Regions from separate parts of the Mus musculus genome. Here region 2 is linked to region 1. The links are chromatin loops, found by intact Hi-C in ENCODE. Cell type or tissue: gastrocnemius. All regions are shown on one strand.

Evidence for each region. Hi-C counts contacts between places; a loop is a spot of excess contacts. Peaks named below come from ENCODE experiments on the same cell type or tissue, not always from the same donor. Only the 100,000 strongest peaks of a DNase experiment are listed, where the experiment ranks them.
Region 2: it touches region 1 in a loop (2.1-fold over the local background); 3 of 42 quality-filtered maps call a loop at or near these places.

What each region holds. Positions count from the first base shown.
Region 1 is chrX:103,910,485-103,918,484 of GRCm38, reverse strand. No RefSeq gene overlaps it. Among named protein-coding and RNA genes, the nearest start is that of Rlim, 67 kb to the left of the region's middle. In gastrocnemius, a CTCF peak has its summit at 3,468 (motif pointing right); DNase peaks (open chromatin) are centred at 3,476 and 7,307.
Region 2 is chrX:103,632,971-103,640,970 of GRCm38, reverse strand. No RefSeq gene overlaps it. Among named protein-coding and RNA genes, the nearest start is that of Zcchc13, 6.4 kb to the right of the region's middle. In gastrocnemius, no CTCF peak of the experiment used is centred here; a DNase peak (open chromatin) is centred at 3,288.

The DNA.
Region 1 (8,000 bases):
TGGTTTGACAATGTTCATCCCATGAATCGTTTATGGAAAGCTGAAAATGAGTTTTAAGGTTAGCAGCATGGTGCCACTGTGGCTGGTGGATTCCATTCTGCAGCTCCAGTATCTGCAACCTCCATATGTGGAGACCTGCTGGAGACATTCACCTGTGTTTCAGTAAGGAAAGCAGAAGAAAGAGCTAGGGGTAGTGGAGATAGAATGCAGGTGTAGGGGGATCTCAGTCTTGGTCCAACATCCTTCAAGTGGGCAATCCTGGGTCCCTATGATTTTATTGTATCCTTTGTAGGTCTTCCTAGTGAAGAATCTCCAGTGGTGAGTGTTGGGAAGGCTAGGGAAATGCTGGGCAGTAGCAGAGTTAGTCTGAAGAATGACAAAAACAGCCAAGAGAACAGAGGAGAGGGGAGCTTGTGGATGGCACATGGCCTGGCCAGCAGTCATGAGATGCTCTGGATGTGGTACTTCCTCTGCCACCTCCTCCTCCTCCTCCTCCTCCTCCTCCTCCTCCTCCTCTTCCTCCTCCTCTGTCCTTGATCTGCCAGTGAGAGGCAGGCCATCTTCTTGGTTGGTGGGGTGGTGTTAGACATTTCTGGCTTAGGCTTGTCCTGTGGAAAAACACAAGCAAAATCTCTCTCAGTTATAAGGAGAGGGTCTGGTTCCTTCCAAATTCCACACAAAGGATCACACCATCATACTAGGATTGGAGATTAATTTTGGTGTGTGCTGGTAAAGGGAGATAAGAGGGTGTTTGGAGTTTTTGTAGATGTTAAATATATTTAGTGTTGTCAGAGTCATCATTAATTGTACATTGGGGAGGGGTAGGTGGTTACCTTTTGTTTTAGAAGTTGGGCTTTTAGGATTTGATGTGTTCTTTCTATTATTCCATCACCCTGAGGGTTGTGGGGAATCCCAGTATGATAGGCAATTTCCCAATGTGTGCAGAAGGTTTTGAATTGAGAGCTAGTGAAGGCAGGGCCTTTATCAGTTCTTATCTGTTGAGGAATGCCCATGTGGCAAAAGTGGAGAACATTTGGTGAGTTAACCTTCTTGAGTTTTCACCTGTTTGGACTGTAGTCCATATAAAATGCGAATATTCATCTATGGTAGCAAAAACATATTTCTGTCTACCGAATTGGGGAATATGGGTGACATTAATATGCCATAAGGCATTGGATTTGAGGCCTCGGGGATTGGCGCCCATCGTTTGTAAGGCTGGGGTGGTAATGAGGGATGCACAAGGATAATGAGGGATTATCCTTTGGAGTTGAGCAAGGGAGATGTCAGGGAAGTGGGCATGAAGTTCCTTTATATTTGTGTGTGTCTGCGATGGAATTGGTCTGCTTGCTCAATGGAAGCTGTGAATGTTACTGTTGAGGCTGTTTGGTCAGCAAGAGCATTTCTCTCAGATATTGGACTTAGCAGTGGACTGTGAGATCTGACATGCTGGATGTAGATGAGGGAGTCTCTTTCCTGTAGGAGTGTGGAGACCTGGATGAGTAGAGTGGAAAGTGGGTTGGCATCTAGTTTGACAAAGGATCTTGACAGCCAGGGGAGCAAATTGACAGCATATACACTGTCTGAAAAGAGGTTATGAGGGCTCTTGACTTCTCATAGAGCTAAATAGATAGCATATAATTCTTTGTATTGGGGGGAGTGGTGGGGCAGTTCTCTGAATTTTAGGATAGGGGTTCATCCCAGGGGAGTAGTATGTTAAGCTGAAGCTCCCCTCTTTCCCCCATTAGTAGATAATGAGGGACTCCAACTATGGGCTTTTTTGAAAATAGTACTTGAGGGGCAGCCATCACAACAGAGCAAAGGCCCAGGTTTCAGCAGAATAATGGGTGTCAATTCGTCCTGGGAATCTTATTAAACTGACAGCAAAGTGGGAGTGATTTTTGATTAACATTAAATATTGGGGGGCTGGAGAGATAGCTCAGCATTTAAGAGCACTGTTTGCTCTTCCAGAGATCCTGAGTTCAAATCCCAGTAATCATATGAAGGCTCACAACCATCTGTAATGAGATCAGATGCCCTCTTCTGGTGTGTCTGAAGACAGCTACAGTGCACTCATATAAATAAAAAAATAAATAAATCTTTAAAAAAAAAAAGATCAGCAAGATTGTGCCAAAACTCATTTTAAAAAATTGAATATTGGAGAGTAGAAAAGGGGTTGACAAGAATGTCAGGTTCTTTTTCTAGTGTTTGTAGGGTTCTGTCCCTGACACTTTTAATTATACTAATGAGTGCATCCACCTCATTTAAAATTCAAGGTGCACCACCCATTGGGGTGTGGAGCCATTCCAACACATCCTGGGGTTGGTAAAGGGCTCCCACAGGAGTACAGGAGGAATTAAAGATAAAGAGCTGTATGGGTATTGTTGGGTCATACCAAGCAAGAGTCATCTTTTAAGGCTGCATTGACAGCCTTGGATTGCTTCAGGGGGACAGTGTTCTTGGTGAGGAGGGCCTTTTATCTCCTTTTATAAGGTTAAAGAAAGGTTGAGTGGAGCTTGTGGAAAGGGGGAGCCAGGGTTGAAGCCAGTTAAGGTTACCCAAAAAGCTCTGGACGGAGGCGAGAGTTAATTTTTGAGGTAAGAAAAGAGTGGATATGAGGGGGCTTATTGAAGTAAAGGAGATCTTTGTATCTGAAATGCAATGGGCAGAATAAGTTGAATTTTATGAAGGGCTATTTTGAGTCCTAGGGCAGATATAGAAAGTATTAGCTGTTCCTTAAGTTGGGAGGCAGAGGTGGAAGAGTCCCCCCAAACTAAACTATTGTCCATGTAATGATAGATATTGAGTCCTTTGTCTAAATAGGGTTTTAATGCAGTAGCTGCAGCCTCCTGACAAGTGGTTGGACTGTTAGCCATTCCCTGTGGGAGAACAGTCCATTCATATTGTGAGGCTGGGCCAGAGATGTTAATGTGGGGGGGGGGGGGGTAACGGAGAATGCAAAGTGTTTGCAGTCTCAGGGGTGGAGAGGGATGGAAAAAAGCAGTCTTTTATGTCTATTGCTAACAGGGGGACATTGGCAGAGATGGCTGAGACACAGGGCAGCCCTCCTTGAGGAGAGTCCCAGACTCGCTTGGTTTTGTTAATTGCCCCTGTAATAGTCTCTATACCCCTGAGCTCTTTTCTTTTATAGCAAACACAGGGTGTTCCATGGACTGTGGGAGGGGTGGATGTGTTGTGGTGGAAGCGGTTTTTCTATCAGCTGTGTGAGGACTTTAAACTTCTCCCTTGATAGAAGCAACCGTGGGACCCAGATGGCTTCACTAGAGAACCAATCAAGGTAGGGGTATCAAATCTAACAGTGGCCCCCTAGAATTGGGGGTGATTTGGGTACAACTTTATAGGTAATGTCCTCTATCTTGATGTGGTCTCTTTCTGATTGGATGATAAGCACTACCTCTAGGGCTTGAAAGACATTATCTTTCTAGAAGACTGGTGGCTGCTTGAGCCACTAGGGGGCGTATGAGGCCGGTAGCTCCATCAGGGTCCTCCCACATTACAAGCCTGTTTAGTGATAAATGCATGAGAAGTTCCAAATGCATCAGCGGTTCCCCCTATGCCTAGGAGCTGGGACCCAGGGATCAGTTGCCAGTCTCATGAGATCTCATGTCTTCAAATTGTCTTGTCTGCTCCAGTATCAATAAGGAACATGAATGGCTTATATCTATTTTAATGGTTAATTTTGGGTGGGGGCCTTCTGAGATGCTGGACACCCATAAGGCTTCTATGGACTCGGGCTGAGGGCTGCATCCTTTGAAGTTTAAAGGCTCCAATGGCTTACATCCTTATCATATATGGAGGTACAATATCTTTTCCAGTGGAGACCTTTCCTGAAACAGAGGTGGACGGGGGGGGGGGGGGCAAATTTTCTTAGGGGGATTAGGATCTATTATGGGAAGGGAGTTTTGTGGGCATTCATTTCTTCAGTGTTCCGTCTCTCCACATTTGAAGCAGATTCCTTCCATTTTTACTGCTGCCACAAATGCCTGAGCCACGGATGTGATGTGGTGTGATGTGGTTCCTATATCTTGAGTTGTCACAATCCTCCTATTGTGATGCTCCTCCCAGAGACCCTGGCAAGCTAATCTGGATTCAGGAGTCATGCCTTCCCATACAATGGTTTTAAGAAGGAGATCTCTGGCTGTGGGGCTGGGGATTTTTCTTTCTAGGCCCATTCTAGTTCTGAGAATAAAATCTGATAGGGGGTTCTCCAGGCTGAGAACCCAGGGAGACTGAGAAAGCAGGGAGGATGCTGGGTCTTCTGTATCTGAGAGTGGGGTGAGCCTGTCCCAAGTTTGGGTTGCAGAGGTGACCTGTTCATAATACCATGCTGGCTGTGTTGCCTGCTGTGCTCCAGTGGAAAAGTCTTCCTGGCCAGAGCTCATCCAAACCCCATGGGGTGTCGCCTCAGTCCCGATTTTATCTGACCTGTTGGCGACATCCATCTTGAAATAGGGCCTCCCACTTTGGGCCGGGCAGGGAGGAGCAGCAAATATCTCTCCAATCTTGGGGCATGTTTAGTTTGGCAATATGGCTCTGTAGGAGAGATTTTGTCCAGGGTGCTTGGATAACATCCTCCTTCACTGCCTGCCTGAGTTCTATTAAGTCTGAGGCTGGAATGGATAGCAGTTGAGCGGTTTAGTTAGATTAGGGTTAATATTAGTGGAAATGCTAGAGTATTTTGGGATTCTAGTTCTGTATTGTAGTTCTGGGTAGCATGGGAGGTGGGGTTTGTTTTTGCAAGGGAGTTACGAAAATTACAGAGTTGTTGTTTGGGATAAGGGACTATGGAGTTTGGCGGGGTTTTGTCTAAGTGTTTTGTAGGTCTTTGGCTTTTGTGGCTAGGGAGAGGATAGGAGAGACCTCTCTCTGGTTGGGTGGGGGAAGGTGGAGTAGGGGGAACGGCCAGTGGAAGCTTTTTTTCTTTTCTTTTCTTTTTTTTTTACTACATATTTTCCTCAATTACATTTCCAATGCTATCCCAAAAGTCCCCCATACCCTCCCCCCAACTCCCCTACCCACCCATTCCCACTTTTTGACCCTGGCGTTCCCCTGTACTGGGGTATATAAAGTTTGTGTGTCCAATGGGCCTCTCTTTCCAGTGATGGCCGACTAGGTCATCTTTTGATACATATGCAGCTAAAGACAAGAGCTCCCGGGTACTGGTTAGTTCATAATGTTATTCCACCTATAGGGTTGCAGATCCCTTTAGCTCCTTGGGTATTTTCTCTAGCTCCTCCATTGGGGGCCGTGTGACCCATCCATTAGCTGACTGTGAGCATCCACTTCTGTGTTTGCTAGGCCCCAGCGTAGTCTCAAAAGAGACAGCCATATCTAGGTCCTTTCAGCAAAATCTTGCTAGTGTATGTAATGGTGTCAGCATTTGGAAGCTGATTATGGGATGGGTCCCCGGATATGGCAGTCTCTAGATGGTCCATCCTTTCGTCACAGCTCCAAACTTTGTCTCTGTAACTCCTTCCATGGGTGTTTTGTTCCCAATTCTAAGAAAGGGCAAAGTGTCCACACTTTGGTCTTTATTCTTCTTGAGTTTCATGCGTTTAGCAAATTGTATCTTGTATCTTGGGTATCCTAAGTTTCTGGGCTAATATCCACTTATCAGTGAGTACATATCATGTGAGTTCTTTTGTGATTGGGTTACCTCACTCAGGATGATGCCCTCCAGGTCCAACCATTTGGCTAGGAATTTCATAAATTCATTCTTTTTAAGAGCTGAGTAGTATTCCATTGTGTAAATGTACCACATTTTCTGTATCCATTCCTCTGTTGAGGGGCATCTGGGTTCTTTCCAGCTTCTGGCTATTATAAATAAGGCTGCTATGAACATAGTGGAGCATGGCTTTTTTGCTTTTCTAATGGAATCCTGTCATTGGGCGCCAAAAGGAGGAGCAGGAGGAACAGGAGGAACAGGAGGAGCAGGAGGAGCAGGAGCAGGAGGAGCAGGAGGAGCAGGAGGAGCAGGAGGAGGAGGAGGAGCAGGAGGAACAGGAGGAGCAGGAGGAGCAGGAGGAGCAGGAGCAGGAGGAGCAGGAGGAGCAGGAGCAGGAGGAGCAGGAGGAGCAGGAGGAGCAGGAGGAACAGGAGGAGCAGGAGGAGCAGAAGGAGGAGGAGCAGGAGGAGCAGGAGGAGCAGAAGGAGTAGCAGGAGGAGCAGGAGGAGCAGGAGGAGCAGGAGGAGCAGGAGGAGCAGGAGGAGGAGGAGCAGGAGGAGCAGGAGGAGCAGGAGGAGCAGGAGGAGGAGGAGCAGGAGCAGGAGGAGCAGGAGGAGCAGGAGGAGCAGGAGGAGGAGCAGGAGGAGCAGGAGGAGCAGGAGGAGCAGGATGAGCAGGAGGAGCAGGAGCAGGAGGAGCAGGAGGAGCAGGAGGAGCAGGAGGAGCAGGAGGCGCAGGAGGAGCAGGAGGAGCAGACAGTTTATTTAGTGTTTCCTCTGAGGGATAAGGAGGCAGGGGAGGGTAGATGGATTTTATTTCTCTTATTAGTTAGGTAAGGGCTGTGAGACCTGAAATAGAGTGGTCTTTAGAACCTTGAGCTTTGGGTTCATTTGACTGAGGGGGCACAGCCTGCCCTATTTTAGATGGTCCTATGCATTGCAGAATTGCAGCTAAGATAGGCAAAAAACAAAAACAAAAACAAAACAAAACAAAAAACAGGAGGGTTTTTTTCCTTCTTGAGTATCTCTGTTTCAGATGAGAGAAGCTACTTGGGTTCATGAGTCAGGGCTGTAAATATTATCATTGGCCGTGCATGGCACTATCTGAAGGACTTCCTCCCAAAACAAGGAGGCTTGGTTTTTGGCTATTTTTATTCCGTGGGATTTTAGTAGGACACATATCTCCCTAAACTGGGAGGATTTTTTTATGCAATGATGAGTTGCCCATGACAGAAAGGAGGAGAAAGTTTCTTGTCCAATGGGAACGTTCCCTTGGCCTATTGGGTTCGGGGGATTCCAGGGAGGTCCAAAACTCTAAGCCTTCCTACATATTTAAGAACTGGAAGCTGCCCTGTGGCTTTTTAGTTGCTGCTGTGTTACCAGGGTTTTTGTTTTTGTTTTAGGGAGAAGTTAGAAGTCTTAGCCAACCCTTGTTTTGAGCTGTTAGGACTTACACAGGGGCTAGAGGGACCTTCAGCCACCACCAGAGACTAGCTCTGGCCAGAAGGCTTCAGTTGTCCCTCCAGCTTGTCCAAATCCATGTGATGGTGCTGAGCGAAAGCACAGCAGGAAAGGACCAGTTGTTTAACTCCAGAGTTGGGGGCAAGAGCACCATCCCTTGGTATCTGTTGTAGTATGTTTGTTGCTGTCTGTGGCCAGTTGCCAGTCTGTGCACCAGATGCTGTCTGTGGAGGTCTCTGGCCCAGCCCGGCAGGAGCATTCGAGCAAAGGGGAAAGGGCTTGAACAGTGAGCAGGAAGTGCAGCCACCACCACTGCTTTGGTGCAGCTGTTCTAGTGCTGCTGCTGCCCTTCTAGCTGTGAAAGCTTCAGGAGAAGGTTCTCTTCCCAGGAAGTGTTACAGTCTTGTACGTATAACAGATGCTCTCAGATGATGGAGGAAATCTCACACACCCTTATTCCTTCTGGATAGGATCTTATATACAGTTTTGGAATGGGTTGGGGTCTGAGAGCAGGTGCTTCCTATTGGCTTGGTCTGAGATGCTAGGGATGCCTCATGTACAAGTGTTAGGGTGTTAGGGCTTGGGGACACTGCCCCTACGTGACTTATGGTCACAACTCTCTCTGTGGGGGCTATGGCTATGTGACAGGGTCCTAGCATCAGGAGCAGGCAAAGCTTCTACTGTCCCTTTGGGTACCCAGGGCTTCCAACCCAGTTCAATATTAACAGGTGTCCTCTCACTGTCCACCACCCCACAATATGGCCAGAGCATTTATCTGGAATCCATTTGCCCTGTGAAAGGTGGTTTCAAGTTGTGACTCCCTGAAGCTTACATGGAAAATTTGAATTACAAAAAAG
Region 2 (8,000 bases), 280 kb after region 1:
CGGGCGGTGGTGGTGCACGCCTTTAATCCCAGCACTTGGGAGGCAGAGGCAGGTGGATTTCTGAGTTCGAGGCCAGCCTGGTCTACAAAGTGAGTTCCAGGACAGCCAGGGCTACACAGAGAAACCCTGTCTCGAAAAAACAAAACAAAACCAAACAAAAAACAACAACAACAAAAAAAAAGATCTGGTGCTTTTCCCACGATTGGACTAGGATTTTAGATTCATCACATCTCATGAACACATGCAATTGGCCTTCAGTATTCCTAGTTTCTGCATCCAGAGACTCAAACAAGTTAAAAATACTTTACTAAAACTTGCATTTGGGGGCTGGTGAGATGGCTCAGTGGGTAAGAGCACCCGACTGCTCTTCCAAAGGTCCGGAGTTCAAATCCCAGCAACCACATGGTGGCTCACAACCATCCGTAACGAGATCTGACGGCCTCTTCTGGTGTGTCTGAAGACAGCTACAGAGTACTTACATATAATAAATAAATAAATAAATAAATAAATAAATAAATAAATAAATAAATCTTTAAAAAAAAACTTGCATTTGGATTGATCATAGATAGTTTAAAATTTTGTAACTGTTCCTAAATAATATAGTAAAACAATCATTTACCTAGAATTTTCAATGTACTAGTTATTATAAGTAACGTATAAATGATGTAAAGATAGAGGGAAGCTGGTAATGGTAGGTAACATATGCCTGTTATCTAAGCCAGGAGTTTAAGTCCAGGCTCAGCTCTGTTTTCAGCTCCAGGCAATCTTGGGCTACATGAGACCCTCAATAAAAAGAAAACAAAAAAACAAAACTAAACACACACACACAGAGAGAGAGAGAGAGAGAGAGAGAGAGAGAGAGAGAGAGAGAGAGAAACTTGGGAGGCAGAAGCAGGAGGTGCTCTGTGAGTTCGAGGTCAGCCTGGTCTATAGAATGAGTTTCAGGGCAGCCAAAGCTACACAAAGAGACCGTGTCTCCAAAAACCAAAATAAAAAAGTAAAAATAAAACAAACACACACACACAAACAAACAAACAAAAACAGAAAAACAAAACAAAGTAAACGAACAAACCAAAACCAAAAACAAATAAATACAGAAGCAGGTAGGCCTTCTTCCTCAACACCCTGGGAAATAGATTAAACTACAAACTTAGGTGAGGAAATAGATGAAGGAATGAAGTGTTAGAGAAGTGGACTAGCCTGTGTAAGGCCCTGCTTTAATTATCTACAGTACCAAACATAAAAGTGAGGTTGAGACAGGAGGATTGCTTTTGAATTGGAGACCAACCTGGACTCTATAGGAGCTCCAGGCCAGTGAGAGATATCCAGCAAGACCCTGTGGCAAAAGCAAAATAAAATAAACAAACAAACAGTAAGACAAAACCACAACATTGATTCCATTTTAAAGGGGTGCAAGATAAGTTGGACAAGTATTTTTAATTATCTAATCCCTTTCGACTACATTTCTTTGATTGTAACTCCTTATAATAAGTTGAGTCCAATGGATCCACCTATTCCTAATGGGTAGCTATTGGAAACCAATTTGTGATTATGAGCTACGAAGTTACATTCCACTCAACATAGGTCTTAACATGCCATGGATATGAGCCAAAAAGAGTCTACCTCTGCCACCTAGATTTTTCAGGCAATCATGAGAAGAAATTGACAAAACAATATGAGAGGAACAGAATTTGAAATAGCCTTTCCTGGATGCAGTAACAGCGGAGTCTTAGGACAGAGGCCGCTTTTGGGGTTTCTAACAGGTCAGGTCTAAACACCTGCTCCAGAGAAAACAAACAAAAATAACGGTGAAAAAGTGAGGGAAGGATTTTAATTAAAATAGCCATTTTGGCAAGACAGAAATTAAGCATTGGGCCATTTGTGATTTGATTACATTGTGGTCTGGTTGATCATTATATTAGTTTGGATTCTGCCAGGTGGCCACGGAGAAGTCTCCATCACCCTATTATTATTTTAGGAACAATGTAATTTCCTTGAAATGATTGCTTCTGCTTAGGGGTGATTTAATTATGGAGCGATCTATGATCTTCCTGGAATCCAAGGCAGTTGCAGGTTTAGGACAACGAGTGGAGATTTTCAGGGCTTGCCTTTTAGAGAACTTCGAAGAGAGCATGGTAAAAGCTGATAGTATATCGCCCTCACCTTTGTGCCTTCAGCCTTGAAGTGGAATGAGTAGGTTAGGTTAGGGATTTACCAGTTTTGAAACAGGCTTTGAATGATTAACATGTCCATGTGCTTCCTAATGGGTGTCTGAAAGAAAACAGGTAGATTTTTAAAATGATAAAGCAGAGAAGTCCACATGAGGAATGTAGTGTTGTTAAAAGTGTCTTTATTTATTTGTTCTACTAGTATGAATAAATGTTTAGAAAACTCGTACATGGTGAGTTCTCTCTCTCTCTCTCTCTCTCTCTCTCTCTCTCTCCCTCTCTCTCTTCCCTCCCTCTCTCTCCTCTACAGAGTCTGAATGAGCTGACAGTCCAAAAACAGCCCTGGATTTTAGAATTAATGACCAGAAAACAAACGAGGGGAAGGGTTTGGTTTTCTTAACTGGCATTTCTTGTCATAATGATGAAAATATGGCCCTTTACAAGGCTTTCCAAAACCCAGGCCTGGCCTCTGCAAGTAAAGTAGCACATTTAGGAGGCAAAAAGGAACGGTTTCCATTTCACACTCTAGGTATAGTCTTTAGTCACTTATATATAAAAGCTGTCATGCTCACTCAAAATGCTAGGCCAGGCCCTGCAGAGGCACAGGGAGACTTTCACTCACATGTAATTACTACTATTTCCACTTTAGCTATAACTATTGCCTGTCTTACCAAGTATAGTGAAGCAGACAGCAATTATAAACAACCTAAGGAACAGAGAGCTTTGGACCTTGTGATAGGCTAAGTAGCGGTCTTAGGATCTCTCTGTACAGTTGTCTCTTATTCCAGCAGCCTTTGGAGGCCAGGCTTCCTCTGTGGACCAGAACCCATCTCTACTCCAAGACTTGTTGATCAGTTGCTACCCTTCCCTGTTCCTGGTTTGGGTCAGGGGGCTCTGCCCATGTGAGTATAGGGGTAGGGAGAGCCCTTCTGTGAACAACTATGACAGGCAGGTTTTCTCCCAAAAGTTCTCAGAAATGGTCAAATTAAAATGCAGGTTTGGGTGGGGAAAAGAGATAAGGACCCCCCCCCCAAAAGGAGCCATGAGTATAGTTCCAGCTCACCTCCGATTCTGTGGCTTCCTCTCAGCTTCAGGAAGACTTGGCCCGGGTCCATGGGGAGTCCAATGGGGATCCAGCAACACCTGGGCCCAAGACAAGCAAGCGGGAGTCACTAAAGCCCACTTCTAGGTGTTTACAGACTAGAGTAGGAGGTGGAAATGCCCAATGCTGCCTGTAGCCCACAGTCCTTGCATTTCCCTGGATTTGGGTCCTCAGGAACCGGAAGTAGGGCCTGCTTGCCCCCACACCACCGCTTTCTTCCCCAAACCACCAGATCTTTCTGGTAGCCAGGCACATATTTCCCGAAGAATGAAGTCTAGAGTGGGACAGGAGACCCTTGCCTCCCCCTGCCACCTCCCCACAAAGACATACACACACACACACACACACACACACAGTAGCAGTAGTCAAAACAAAGGGTTCCTTATAAGAGTGCCTCATCTATACTTACAGAATTCATGTCAGACCCAACACCTAGCCCTATGCTTGGCCAGTGTACATAGAGGGTTGTGTGTGTGTGTGTGTGTGTGTGTGTGTGTGTGTGTGTGTGTGTGTGTGTGTGTGTTGTGTCTCCAATGGCTGCTTTCCGGAACCCCCAAAGCAGCATAAATTGAGTTTAGGATGGACACAGAAATTTGGAAAGAGGAAGCAACTAATCAACAATGAACTAGAGATGGGACCTTGTCCACAGAGCATTGCCTGGGCTCTACAGCAGAAGTCTAAGGGGAAAAGCTTAGGGAGGAATGCCTGGGCAAAGGCCCTCATTACTTAAGAAACAAGTCCTGACTTCAAAGTGAGCTCCCCAGTCCTTAGTATCCCTCACCTGAAGTCCTGAGGCTCTGTTTCCCTACTGGGGTCCACACTTGTTAACTGCCTAAGCTCAGATCAGCAGCTGCATATCCTGTTTCTTCCCTGAATTTAGGCTCAAACTAATTCACTGCTTTGTTTTGTTGTTACCTTTTTGTTTGAGTTTAAGTTGGGGAGTGGGGGAGTGGGGGGTGGGGGTGGGGGGTAGTCTTACTTAGCCCAGAATAGGATGACAAACTGTCTTGCCTCCACTTCTCAAGTACTAGTGATCCTGAAGTGATGTGTCATTGTCATCCTGGCAGCTTTTGCTCTTTTTCATTCTTCTTTCTATAACCTTCACCTCCCCCCCCCCATGCCACCCTCAGTTTTGGATGGATTCTAGAAGTGCTGGTGGGAAAAATTATTATTTTTCTTAGTTGTTTTAATTGTATTTAACCTTTTCCATCTAAAGTTGTGTAGCATGATGATTTAAAATGTGAAAATAGAGGGTCTTTAAAACCCTGCATGAAAGGATGGATGATAGGGTGCTTCCTAGCTTGTATGAGACCCCTGGGTTCATACTCAATACCACCAAAATGGGGTGTGTGTGTGTTTCAATAGCATGTCATGTCAATGAAGATACATCCAGGGCCTGTGTTTTCATCTATTACAATGATGGTAATACATAACAATCTCCAGGCTAGGCAGGAGCTAGACAGACAAAGTTAATGTTTAAAAGAATACTGAGAGCATATGACCAGATGGTTTAGTAGGGAAAGGTGCTTGCCACCAAGATTATGATCTGAGTTTGAACCCCAGGACCCATATGGTAGGAGGACCAACTCACACTAGATTCATCTAGTCTCCACAGGAGTGTTATGGGGTTCTCTCTCTCTCTCTCTCTCTCTCTCTCTCTCTCTCTCTCTCTCTCTCTCTCTCTCCCCTCTCTTCCTCATCCCTCCCCCTCCCACCCTTTCCTCCCTATCCCTCTTCCTCCCCCCTTTCTGTGTTTCTCAAAATAAACGAATTAATATTCATCAATGGCTATTGCATACATAAACCCAAGGCAGCTGTGGTTGCCTGTATGAGATCAAACCAACCTAAATTCCATCAGGAAAGGAGAGGCTGCTTCAAGCTTGTCTGTAGAGGAGTAGCTGTTGGAAGTTAATTAGTTGATTAATTGTGGAGAGAGGGAGAGTCGTTTTTCTTTGGAGTTATGGCTGCTGGTAGGTTACCCATGCCCTAGTGAATGCTACCACACCCATGCATCCTACGCAAAGCATTTACTGAACACAAGGGATTATTAATAAGAAAAAGAAAACATAAATTTGGGAGACTGGTTGGAGGGTCCTGAGGGTTAGACATGATCAAAATACATGTGATTTAAAATAATGAAATAGTACTACACAGTTGTAATAATGTTTTAAATGTTGCCTGGGACTCTTGGAATATCGCAGTTGAGTCGTAGGGGCAGGGATTACTAACATGCCCTATGAATTTGTCTATAAGAGTACTGTGGTTCACTCCTGCAGCTTCAGGCTTCTCCAGAGGAGCATGTGCTTGTAGCCTCCTAATCTTCTTTCCAGAGAGAGTGAAAATAAGTATTTTATGAGACATGTTCTCCTTTTTGATTTGTTTATTTATGACAGGGCCTCATGTAGCCCTGACTGACTACAGCTCACTGTGTAGCCCAGGTTGGCCTTAAATTCCTAATCCTACTTCTTTTACTGATTTTCCATTCAGAGAATTGAGATTAAGGTCTTGCAGCATGTCTCCCTTCCCCCCCCAGGGCCTCAGGAATGTTAAAACCTAGGGTCTAAACCTAGGGCCCCAGGAGTGCTAAGGCAGCACTCCCCACCACTCTGCCTCCTCAGCTGTCCCCTTTGTCAATGTGGGCATCTAATTCAGAAACTCTGTAAAGCAATGTGCAGGTTAAATAACATGCTTGTGAACCTGTGTTTCTGTCTTCTGGCATAGGAATACTGATGAGACAAAATAAGGATGATCTTCTTCTAAGTAGAAAGAATTACCTAGGAGAAGAAATAAAGAAGTCTAACCTTGAATGAGCCTTGATAAAGTGTAAGATCTTTTTTTCCTGTTCAACTCTGACTCTCTTGAGCACAGGAGAAATAAAATTCCAGATGATTTGAAGGGATGCAAATGCAGAATCCAGGGCTGGGTACATAGCTCAGTGATAATGCCTAGAATGATGTATAGACCCTAGGGTTGAAAAGAATGTGGTTTCCAGTGTAAAAATGAGTTGCATTTCTTGAGGACTTGGGTTTACAGGACAAAAAAAGAATTATAAAAGCTCACTAATCCTTTTGTTATAAACTCAGTCATAGTCAAGGTTTGTCATAAGGTATTCATTGTTAACTGTCCATTGGGGAGGGTTGTTACTATTGCTGTTGTTTGTTTTCTAGTGCTGAGGATGGAATACAATACCTTGCACATGCTAAGCAAGAACTCTACCATGAAGCTGCACTCCCCAGCCCCAAATTACATGTTTTTATGTCTATGAAAGTGTGCTTTTCAGAAAACTCCTGATTGTAAATATTATTTTGATCTCTGAAGTATATTTATTTGGAATCACGGGGTTAATTTTATTAGAGGGAGGGAAAGAGCAACAACAGCAAAACACCTCAGGGCAGGCAAACTGTGAAAGTTCAGCAGGTACCTGGAGAATGGAGAGAAGGAGGGTGGAGTGGGGAGAGTCAACTGAAGGCAGGAGGTGAAGACACTAAACATGACAGGACACTGTGAAGAAAAGCATGCTTTAAAAAGGGAAGTGAAGGAAAAGTTACACTTACAAGTGAGTAGATGAAGAAATAGAAGTAGAGGAAGAGGTAGAGAATGGGGAAGAGGAAGTACAGGAAGAGGAGGAGAAGAAGGGGAAGAGGAAGGGGAAGAAAAGGAAGGGGAAGAGGAAGGGGAATAGGAGGAAGAGGTAGAGCAAGAGGTAGTAGAGGAAGAGGAAGAAGTAGAGAAAGGAGGAAGAGGAAGGGCAAGAGGAGGAAGAGGAGGAGCAGGAGGAAGAGGAACAAGAGGAGAAGAAGAAGGCAGCTGGTGAGATGTCTCAGGAGTTAAGAGCACTGACTACACCGGGCTTGGTGGTGCATTCCTTTAAGCCTTTAATCCCAGCACTCGGGAGATAGAGGCAGGTGGATTTCTGAGTTCAAGGCCAGCCTGCTTTACAGAGCCAGTTCCAGGATAGCCAGGGCTAGGAACAGCCAGGGCTACACAGAGAAACCCTGTCTCAAAAAAGAAAAAAAAAAAAGAAAAGAAAAGAAAAGAAAAGAAAAGGGAGAAGGAGAAGGAGAAGAAGAAGAAGAAGAAGAAGAAGAAGAAGAAGAAGAAGAAGAAGAAGAAGAAGAAGAAGAAGAAGAAGAAGAAGAAGAAGAGAAAAAAACAAAACAAACAAACAAAAAGCACTAACTGCTCTTCCAGAGGTCCTGAGTTCAATTCCCAGCAACCACAAGGTTGCTCACAACCATCTGAATCATCTGCAGTGGGATACAATGCCCTCTTCTGGTGTGTCTGACAGCTACAGTATGAAGATGATCTACAGTGTACTAATATACATAAAATAAGTAAATAAATCTTTTAAAAAGCGAGTAAACGCACACGCATTTGATCCCAGCACTTGGGAGGCAGAGGCAGGCAGATTTCTGAGTTCAAGGCCAGCCTGGTCTACAAAGTGAGTTCCAGGACAGCCAGGGCTATAGAGAAACCCTGTCTCAACCCCCCCCCCCAAAAAAAAGCGAGTAAACATGTCTCTACATGGCTGCAGTCTGTAAGATCCTGCCTTCTGAAGAATTTTTCAACATTTTAAAAGCTTCAAACTATACTTAATGATTATATTTTGTTTTGTATGTAAAACTATATAAATCCAAACTGTATCATCGATATCTGTAAGTCCATTATATGCTGTTACAGGTTTTTGTTTAGGGGCTAAAGATCTCAATAATAAAGCCCACTTGCTCCTC